Regions from separate parts of the Homo sapiens genome. Here region 1 is linked to region 2. Evidence: chromatin contacts called from ENCODE Hi-C or POLR2A ChIA-PET data. All regions are on one chromosome and are shown on one strand. Each heading gives the region's core, a stretch centred on a gene start or an enhancer-like site at or near the end of the contact. The rest is flanking DNA. Distances are from core to core; before and after follow the strand shown.

What was found. Hi-C counts contacts between places; a loop is a spot of excess contacts on that map. ChIA-PET counts read pairs that join two places held with the same protein, here RNA polymerase II (POLR2A). Pooled maps may share reads with other maps.
Region 1: a map of endothelial cell of hepatic sinusoid shows a loop between it and region 2 (4-fold over the local background). The contact joins two enhancer-like sites. A Hi-C loop is called at or near these places in 2 of 168 maps with a recorded cell type or tissue (endothelial cell of hepatic sinusoid and posterior vena cava), 1 of 37 single-sample maps with no recorded cell type and 7 of 50 pooled maps. POLR2A ChIA-PET finds 5 or more read pairs at or near these places in 1 of 52 experiments (activated T-cell).

What each region holds. Positions count from the first base shown.
Region 1 is chr14:54,812,862-54,818,061 of GRCh38, reverse strand. No RefSeq gene overlaps it. Among named protein-coding and RNA genes, the nearest start is that of MIR4308, 63 kb to the left of the region's middle. Within about 2 kb of position 2,866, at least 2 of the 41 ENCODE cell types and tissues checked have a DNase peak (open chromatin) inside an H3K27ac peak, as active enhancers do.
Region 2 is chr14:54,727,303-54,732,812 of GRCh38, reverse strand. All of the region lies in intron 3 of SAMD4A (sterile alpha motif domain containing 4A), which reads right to left. Among named protein-coding and RNA genes, the nearest start is that of SAMD4A-AS1, 42 kb to the right of the region's middle. RefSeq lists enhancers at 2,062-2,141, 2,242-2,361 and a silencer at 2,148-2,442. Within about 2 kb of position 2,537, at least 11 of the 41 ENCODE cell types and tissues checked have a DNase peak (open chromatin) inside an H3K27ac peak, as active enhancers do.

The DNA.
Region 1 (5,200 bases), core at 1,617-4,116, 85 kb before region 2:
CTGAGCATGTGTGTCACTAGCCCAGTGTGGCTCTTCTGAAGCTCCACAGCTGTGCTGGCAGTTAGCTGTTTAGTAAGTCAACACACTGCGGCTGCGTGGTCAGGGAGTTGGGGTCTGCCCCAGCTCCCCTCTGAAAGGATGCCCTCTACCTTCTCTGCTCTGGGCTCCTGAGATGGGTTGGGAGAGTGAATTACCTCCCCTTTAATTAGTATCTTTCATTGCATCTTCTCTACAATGCTGATGATTATTTTTCAAGACTCATTCAGGTGGGTTGGGTCTCACATCACTTCTGCATGGTGACCCGCGTATGGGGCTTACCGGCCACCTGGAGAACAGTGCCTGTGGTACAGTGGGTGTGTTTGTCCTGTCCAGGTCTGAGCGAGCCCTGAGCTTCATCCGCTGGGAGCTTTTGATAATCTGGCCTAGCCAGTCCCAGTCTTCATGAAAAGAAGAATGTGGAGGAGAATTCCAGAGCTGCTTTCTGGCATTCATTTTGTGATGGGAGACATGGCTGTCCCCAAAGGGGACAAGTACTTTTAGATTGGGGATGTTTCTAAATCAAACTCTACATAATCGAGTGCATTCTTTGCATTTTGTGAGCTTGCTGCAGGCTTGGACCTCTCTCCCTAAGGAAGGGTTGTGCTCTGCTGGAACTGGACGGACGTGTGGGGACTCACAGGCTGGCCACTGGTCTGACTGTATTTCCTACATCCCCACACACCATCCTCACAGGGAGGATGACACATGTCATGCCATGAAACACTTGACCAAGCATGGGTCAAAGCCACCAACACATCCCATTTTGTAGTGCCTTGCAAATCTTGTGTAGTTGTGAGCTATGATTTATTTCATGTAAGTGTATTGTGGTGCGTGGCTCCTAGTGGTTACTTTTCATATCATTATTTTTACCAAGTGTTTTCGCTCCTAAATTCAATCAAAAGCTGTATGACTTCTATCCCCTCTACCACTGTTTCCATTCAAGGAAGGAAATGCTGGCCAGATTTAGAGAGTGCCGATTTCATTTCCTTGGAGGGCCATCATTTGCTTGGTTGCATATGTGCTTTTCCTTGGTTGGTTCTTTTCAAAAATTTTTTTTTTAATTTTTATTTTTGTAGCAATCTTCCTGCCTCACCCTCCCAAGTAGCTGGGACTGCAGTCACGCACCACCAAGCCTGGCTAATTTTTAAAATTTTTTGTAGAGACAAAGTCTCTCACTATGTTGCCCAGGCTGGTCTCCAACTCCTGGGCATAAGTAGTCCTTTTGCCTTGGCTTCCCAAAGCATTGGGATTACAGTTGTGAACCACCATGCCTGGCTTAAAATTTTTTATTAAAAACAGAGGCATAAACACACACACTAGCCCAGGCCTACATAGGGTTGGGATCATCCATATCACTGTCTTCCATCACCATATCTTGTTCTGCTGGAAGGTCTTCACGGGCAATAAAGTGCATGGAGCTGTTATCTCCTGTGACAATAATACTGGAATGGACCCTGATGGACCAGTCTGAGGCTGTTTTACAGTTAACTTTTTTTTTAAGTAGAAGTACACTCTAATATAATGATAAAAATGATAGTATAGTGTGTATATATATATATAAGCTAGCAACATAGTCATTTATTGTCAAGAATTCTGTACTGTACATGCTGTACTTTTATACAACTGGGAACATAAGCTTTTTTTTTTTTATGGGATCATACAATTTTGTACCCTGCTTTTTCCATTTAACATCATATTATAAACATTTTCCCATGTCATTAAATTATTCTACATCATCACTTTCATTGCTTATAATTCATAATATGGATGCATTCTAATTTATTTAACCAATCCTCTGTTACGTGACAATTAGGTTAATTCCAATTTTCTTTTTTGCCATTATAGTCATTGCTGTAATGAACATCCTTGAGGTTCCTCTTTGCAGCAACATTTTTTGAAGCGCATTTTTAAGTCTTTAATTGATATTGCTACATTCCTTCTGAAAGGCTGTGCATATTTCTAACCAGCTGTGTATGGATTCTTCTTATTGCAATTTAAAATATATTTGTCAGTTCAATATGTGAAGAATGGGCATCTCGATGTTAATTTTAATATCTTGGATCATGGGAGGTTAAACATTCTCCTTGGGGGTAATTGCTAGAAGGGATATTTTGCGCTCTCCTGCTTCCAGATGGGGGAGGTTAAGTGTTGTTAGTGATCACTTAGGAAGATGAAATTGAAGCATGCTGCTGGGAAGCTGAGGGCAGTTCAAGTAGTGGCTATTAGTCTTCAGAACCTGAAGCCAATCTTCCTGGGCGTCAGTTTTCAATCTCCTTGAGTGGGCCTCCTAATCTGGAGGTATCTGGCTTGTGCAGGCCTGCAGCAGCCCAGACCTGGGAGGAGTAGGCGGCGGGACCCAGGAGGCTTGGGGTGGCATCAGGAAGCAGGATGGGCCTGGCTACCTCCTAGATTGATTTTCTACACCTCCAGGCTTTCCCCTTTGCTTTCCCCTCCGTCGTGAAGATAATCAGGTATGAGCAGCTTTCACTGGGTTCTGTGGCTTCTGCTACCTTCCATGAAAGCGCAGCTAGAGCAGTTGGTGCGGGTGGGAGATTTTGAGTGTGAGGTGTGTGGTGAATCTGTTGAGTGGATGGTTTAGGACTGTCAGTGCTGCCAGGCTCTCGTTTCTAGGTGGGGAGAGAAGTCAGAGCTGGGACCTTCCAGTGAGAGGTCCAGGGATGGATCTGATACCAGGAGGACAATATCACAAAGTGTTCTGCCAGTTTCAATAACTGGATTTATGAGGAGAAAACGGCGTGAGGACGGTCTGGGAAGTGGTGACGTCGGAAGTCAGGAAGGCAGCTGGCAGTGTGTGCTCCTCCCTGGACGGCCCCTTCGTCATCCAAATTGGCAGGTGCTCCCGGAAGAGCGGTCAGGCTGTGAGAGAAACCGCTTCATTCCCTGGAATGTGGGGAAGAGAGTGGAGGTTTAATGTGTAATTTGCAGTCCTTAGAATCCATTATGGGCATGAATAAGCCCAGAGAGGCTATAGGCGGGAGAATTAAACATGAATGCTCATCGAGACTGAGGCACTGGAGACTGAGAAGAAGTTCAGTTGCCAACATCTTTCACTTTGGGTATTCACTCTGAAGTCACTTGGCCAAAGCCACCTGAGGTCAGTTGATGAAAGGCCCTGGAAGGTAATGTAATGCCACAAAGATTTCTCACAATGGAAAAATCAGGTTTGGCACCGGTGAGCTGTGAATTCTTCTGAGGTGGTAAACCTGGACTCTCCACAGCTCTTTGAGAGCTGGAGGCTAAGAAAATCTGAGAATGGGGTTTATGTCAGCCCTCCTTGCTGTGAAGGAACTTGGGCCTTTTGGCGTTGAGTGCACAGTGGAGTCAGAGGAGAGGATGTGGTGGGGGCAGCGGCACACACAGTTGACTGCCATGGAGAGGAGAACTGCCTTTGGAAGCATCTGGAGGCATTTGGTTGGATTTAGTGGTGTGCCTGCATTTATTATTAATCATGGTGACTCTGCTTTGTGTTTTTCACAGTGCATTCTTGTAGATCTGACTTGATTTTCATAATATAAAATATTTTCCACGACTTTATTGAATTTTAATTTTGGCAGTGTTTGCCAGTGTTTGAACAACTGCTCAGCCTCATGGGAGGGATGGTTTTATAAGCTTGTGGAGGAAGCTAAGTGTGTTTACAAGCCGTGGTAGCACATTTAAGAGTCAGGCATGGACTCCTCCAGTCCTGACGGGGGCGCTGTGGGGCAATGGTGGGCTGAATGTGGCCCAGTCATAGTCCCACGTGAGACCACAGTAGATGCCATTGTGGAAGCTTAGCTCCCACTCCACCTTGGAGGTGTCAAGGCCTTGTTTTTTGTTCCAGGATCTATGTGTAATTAGAGCAGGAGACCCTTTTACTTGAGAACTGTTGTCTTTGCTGTGTGATCTTTGGTAGGTTATTTAAGCTCTCCAGTCCTTAGTTCTCATTTGTGAGATGAGATAATAATAGCATCGATCTCAGGGAATTGTGTGAAGGTTAATTGAGTTAATACATTTTTAAAAAGAGAGAACACTCAATGGGTATTAACTATTATGACGACAAGAGTATTAATGACCACTCATATTGGACTTCATAGATGGAGGAAGCCCAGGCTGGTTGGAGAGCTTGCCTGTCTCCCAGCAAGGTTTTAACAAATCTAACAAATCCCCATTCTCTACCTGGGTGGCCTTGCCAGGGACGTGGTGACAAGCATAAAGGGGAGGAGCTATGGTTCTTCAGGAAGGTGCTGATGGAAGGATAACCAGTACTGTGCTTTTATGAAATAGCAAGCCAAAATGGGGAACTTGACCTAGAGAATTTGATTAACCTCTTCAACTACATCAAAGGCAGCAGAGAAGCAACTTCTCTCGTGGGATGCTAAGAACTGAAAGAGTGTGTGCTGCCCTCTAACTCTTGGCCCTGGCACTTACCAGCTGTATAACCAGGGCCAGTTACTTAATCTCTCTGCACCTTAGTTTCCTCATCTGTCAATGGGAATGATACTATTTTATAGGGTTGTTGCAGTTACTAAATCAGGTGATATCTGTAGAATGCCTAGCAAGTTGTTAAATTCTTGGAGCCAGGTGAAGGCTCAGTAAAAGCCAATCATTATGCTCATTATTATGTTTATTACAAATGCTCTTATTACAAGCTACCTTACAGCTTATGATTTACAACTGAGGAAACAGGTTATTTCATGACAGGACTTGTCCTGTGATAGTTCTCTTCCTCACCATGAAAGATGTCAACAGCACTCATCGGGATTCCCCCACCTTGGCTGGACCTATCTTCTGGCCTTGGTGGTTGCCCATGTGAAGATTGGGAGAAGGTGATGCCCTCCTGGTTGCACAAGGGCTGGGTCTAAGTCATCCGGTCTCTGTGTGTATCTACAGCCCTAGGAATGGGGAATAGCTCCTGGCTCCTATTGCATGATCAGGGATTTTGAGGATATTTGAGGTGTCCAGACTCAAACCTTCCTTGTCATTACCTCCTTAATAGGTTTTTCCCTCTACCTAACAATTCTTCTTTCTCAGCTTCTCTTGAACGTGTCCCTCTTTTCCATGGCCTCAGTTGCCTCTCACTCCCTGCCTACAGACTCCTCTGGCTTTGCCCTCTTCTGTACCCTCCCTGGAATTGTTTTTGCCTCTCCAGCCCCGGCTCCCC
Region 2 (5,510 bases), core at 1,288-3,787:
GGGTTTATGGATGGAAGAAAGTCTGGGATACTGGCCCAACTATCTCCTTGGTTCATTGTTAGGTTAAATACATACCTCACTGTCAAGGAGAAAAGTGATCCACATAAGCAAATAGTCCAGATAACTGAAGCTTGAGTCTTACACCAAAACTTTATCCCAACAAACTTTAACAAAGATTTGTCAAAGATACATTGCGTATTTCTCTGCTATCTTTAAATTTACACGCTGAATGCAGTTTATGCTTTAAAAATTATTTAAAGCATAATTTTTAATAATTTATAATAAATTAAATGATTTAAAAATTATTTAAAGCATGCTTTAAAAATGTTATGAACATATATTCCTAACATTTTAGAACTGGAAGCCTTCTGAAAGAATATAATTTAGTAATGCCTAATCTGGGAGCTGTGGGTCTCTGGGTAGTAGAAAGACCCCAAAATCCCTACGTACACCAAGCCTTGTTAGTGGATGAAATACTATGTCATGGATGACTTTTCTACATATAGAGAGGGTATTGGAATTAATACAACAAATTAATATAATGTAAATTAAACCTATGCTGAGTACATAGACCTTTCGTCTTTTTTAAAAAAATCAGCAGATTTGAAATACAATTGTGGTTTTAATGGGGACCCCGATTTTTAAATATTAGCTATTAACTTACACCGTTCATGTGTACTCTTGGTCTAGCACACTCATTTGACAGAGATGATTTGTTGCTTTATGCCGTCTTTGTTGAGTGAGCCTTCAATGGGCAGTCTGGGTAGCCTCAGGAACCTGTGTGCTGTATACCTTCAATTGTTCAACTATCTCCTCAAATTCAAGCCAACCATTATTTCTTTTTGCTGTCACTATGTGTTTTGAACTATTTCCAGGCTTAGCATTTTGTTTTAGAGTCTAGAAGCTGAAGCTGCTGAAACTGTCAGAAATTTGACTTCCTTTTGAATAAGGGCATTAAATATTCCTACACTCCTAATATCATTCTCTATACCAAACCAAATTCCCTGGGTTCTCAACCCAAGGTTGGGTTCTGTGCTCTCATCATGCCCTATGAGTCCAGCCACATAGAGATGATTTGCAACTTTAATCTTTTTTCCTTCTAAGCTAGTCTCTCTTCATTTTTAATTCAAGAAGCTGCCTTTCTCATAGAAAAACATACGCTTCATTAAATTTTCAAATTTCAAGATGCTCACATGATATAATTCAATCCAAATAGCTAGCACAACTAAACCTTATAAAAATAAGTCATAGCAATTTAGGGGTTTTAAAAGGTAGAATGAGGATGCCAAGTGTTTGCACATTATTTTAAAATATCTTACAATATTCTTCTTGAATTAAGAGGTCCTGGCCAATTCCCTGTGACTCAGGTGATGTATGCTGTGTGTCCACATACTTAGGACAAAGCAGGGCAGAATTTTACTTCTATGTTGCTAATTTTACTCATCTGTTACTTTAACAATATTTTCTAGGCTCATTCCCCAAAGAAATTCAGAAGTATCACTAGAACCTTTGCTGAAAACAAAAATTTGAGGCTTCACAGCATATAATTCTTAAGTTTTGCTGCAGGAGATAGTTTGATACTTATCAAGTCTAAAGAAGAAAAAGCTCAGCCCACTGCTAGCTACAAAAAGGTGATTGTTTCAAAGGAATTGGGAAGGGTTGGGTGTTTCTGTTCATTTTGTTAGGTTTCGGCCTGCTTCTCAGGGATATTCCAGTTTCTATCCCACAAATTTTTTCGATAACACCAGTTTCAGAGCATCTAAGAACCACTAAAGGCTTTCAATTTTCAAAGAATGTTCTGCTAACACCACTTGTATAAATAATTCCAGGCATTTGCTTTAAAAAAGTCAACATTTTAAGCAAGGCTCAGTGGTGAAATGATATTACACCCTGGATTCCTCTTCTTTAGTTGGTTTTGTGGTGTCACAACCAGTAATCTGAAGCCCTGTGGTGGGAATCTTTGGAGAAGAAAAGATTAATAGTACTTCAAGAATACATTTTGAAACATACAAAACCAGAGTATTTGATCAGTGACATCATGCAAACAAACAACAAAAAAAATAACACCAGATTTGTGTAAGTGGGGTAGAAGGGAGAGGAAGAGAGGGGAATATTAATCACTAAGGTTAAAAATAACATGCTCTGTCATCACTGCTTCAGGGAATAGATTAAAAGCCAATCTGAAAGGTTAAAAGCCTCAACTCTGCATGCTTGCTCTCTGCTTCTTGACCAAAGGCTTGAAAAACCAGTGCTTAGAACATCTGGACACCAGAAGACGATTCCCCTAAACAGACTTTGGACTCCACCTCATTCCGGGGGAAGAAGAGAGAACATGCTACAAAGCAAAGATGTGGTTGGTGGACGGGATGTTCCTGACAAGCCCAAGGAGGAAGCCACACACTTTCGGTGAAAAGAAAGTGTATACTTGCCTATGCAAATCAGACCAAAGGGAGACTCTAGAAGAAGAAAAAGCTGCAAAGAACATCACAACAGGGATGACAAATACACACAGCTAACTTCCTCTTTCCCCCATGACATCTCGTTTTTATTCAGCACTGAAATGAAAGCATTCTGATGCAGGGAAAAGCACATGGGGAGGCTTTCCTAGTACCGTGAGTCCTTGTCACTGGTGTCAGCTCTTACTACTCTACAGATGGCTCAGTTTTTGGGCAGAGCAAAGATGTATGTTTCTGCCTTCACATTATCACTTAAACATTTGAGCTTTTAAGAAATAAATTAGAATGCTTCTGGCAGACTTTTATTATTGCACTAATCTTTGGTATATTTCATCTGTCCTCTTTTGTCAGCCTCTATAATGGCAAAACTGGGTGTCATCCAGTAGAAAATCTATTTTAGATAACGGCTGTTTGACTTTACATTGTCATTATTTATGAAATACCTAGACAAGAAGCCAATATGTATATACTTTAAATAGAAATCAGTAAATTTCATCCACACTTAGCTTCAAATCAAGAAATCCTAAAAGGACACTACCTCAATCCTCTCATTCCATCCTATCAAAACCAATGACAACTTCCATCAACTATGAAAGCAATTTTCCACCTTTGAAGCAAATGTGTAGGCTAATTCAAGAAACGATGGGATCAACCTGGCTATTTTGAAGTCTCCTTCATACTGGGTTAACTTCTACTTTCCTGTACTGTTTCTTTTTGTATCTACCATTATACTAAACCCTTAAGTTTGTCCATGAATTTCTATCCACATAAAATGAAGATATTTCTAGAAATGAGTTTAGACAGAACTGTAGAATTTTATTATTTCACCAAGTAGGGAAAATAATGGAGTTAAGCAAGTGGCCAGGAGTGAATTTAAGCCGATATTTCTTTTTTAATGTTCCCACGTATCTGTAAAAATGCTCCAGTCACTGTGTGTAGAGAAGCGAGATAGTAGAGAAACTCAGGAAGCTAGATGACAAAAACTTGCCTCCTACCCTTTTCTTAAAAGATAACTCTCAAATTGTAAGTGCTGTTTCATCAGCTCACATGCCTATGCAGAAAGTGCTTCTGAGGTTTATGCAATACAGCATCCATCCCGCGCTTAACGGCACCACCTAGACTGCTACTGAGTGTGGGAACCAGCAAGACCATCCAAGTTTGGAACTTCAAATAGCCAGGATTTCATGACTGAGCCACCAAGACCCTCTCAGAGCATCAGTCCCAAGGAGATGGCCAGAGTCGCTGAACAAATCATCAGGGTGTCCTTTTACACCTTGTTGCTACCAGCACTTGTCAAGAAGAGCAGTGAGTCAATTGCTTGAATGGAGGTACCAAAGGATATTTTAAAACTGTGTCTACTAACTCCTGTCTTGAGCTGAACCGCAGGCCAGGTCTTCCTTCACTGCCACTGAAGCTTAAAGGCTCCCAGATAACATGGAACAGTGGCTCTCACTGATCAGGTAAGGACAGGCATCATCAGAGGATGCCTAAATCCTACGGCCAGCAGAGCCTTGCAGCCACATGCATGACTAGGATTTCTCTGAGTATGAAACCCTAAACTCTGCCTTGATCAAACAGTATTTTTTTCTTTTCTTTCTAGTTTCAGGAGAAGGGCTGTAAATAATTAGAAATGTATTATGTAGCCCTGACTAATTCTTAACTTAGCTCCTTGATAAAAGGAGGAGAACAGCAGATTCTCAGCATGGCAGTGAGGAGGGCAATTTACTGATTAGGGAATTGGTTCTTGTTTTCATTAAAGCATTCAATCTACATGTCAAATGCAACAATACACATAAATGACCATTCAAAAAAAAAACCAGAATTTGAGTTTACACTACTAATTAGATGATTTTTTTGTTGTTAATTAGGAGAAATTGGATGGTTTAGGCTCTCCTGGCTCCTTAATTATATTTGATTGAATCGCCATGTGATTCAGACAAGCTCTGGAGGCTCCACAACACCCCAATTCCCACTTTCACTTCACCTTCAGCCTCTTACCAAATTCTAAACCATCACAACCTTACCCTGTGGGTGTTGGAACATGGTGAGATTGGTACTGTGTTTGTAAAATTGATTTACTGTGGTCTGTAATTATACATAACGATTTGAATTTTTGACTTGGCACTGCATTTTTCATTTAAACCGTACCGTTCTTCTCTGCCCCAGAGAAACAGCATTTACGTAATTGCTCTCAACTCATCTACTTGGGTATTATAAATCAGTTGTGCAATAAAAGACTTCCAGAGACACAGCAAGCTCGAGGTTCCTGGCATAATTCAGCGCCCAGGACCGTTCCAGCTTAAGGACAGGAATTGAACAGCATTCATTTCTTATTGGATATGAAATGGAGAGGGCTGTCTGGAGCTACAGACCCCAGCAGCAAAAAGAACAGGCTGTGAGGGTGATCAGGAGGGCTGGGCTGAGCCCAGATGCCAGCTCAGATCCAGAGGCTGGGCTCCCTTTGCTCCTGTTTACTGCTGGTTCCCCCTCACCTGTTATACAAACTAGGTAGTGCGTGTGTGTCTGTGTGTGTGTGCGCGTGCGTGTTCATCTACATGTCTATATACCATTGACCCTCATTATTCATGGATTCTATATTTGTAAACTCACATATTGCTAAAATTCATTTGGAACCTGAGTCAATACTCGTGGCCTTTTCATGGTCATACACAGACACAAATACAGTAGCCAAAAATTCAAGTCTCCCCATGCACTTGCTCCCAGCTAAGGTGGAGCAAAGTGAAGCGCTGCTTTCTTGTTTCAGCTCTCTACTATAAACAAGTGTCCTTTTTGTGGTCTATTTAGTGCCATATTTTTCACATTGTTGTGCTTTCTGTTGACAATTTCACCATTTAAAATGGCCCCCAAGGCTGGGTGTGGTGGCTCACCCCTGTAATCCCAGCACTTTGGGAGGCCGAGGCGGGTGGATCACCTGAGGTCAGGAGTTGGACACAGACTGGCTAACATGGTGAAACCCTGTCTCTACTAAAAATACAAAAATTAGCCAGGCATGGTGTTGCATGCCTGTAATCCTAGCTACTCGGGGGGCTGAGG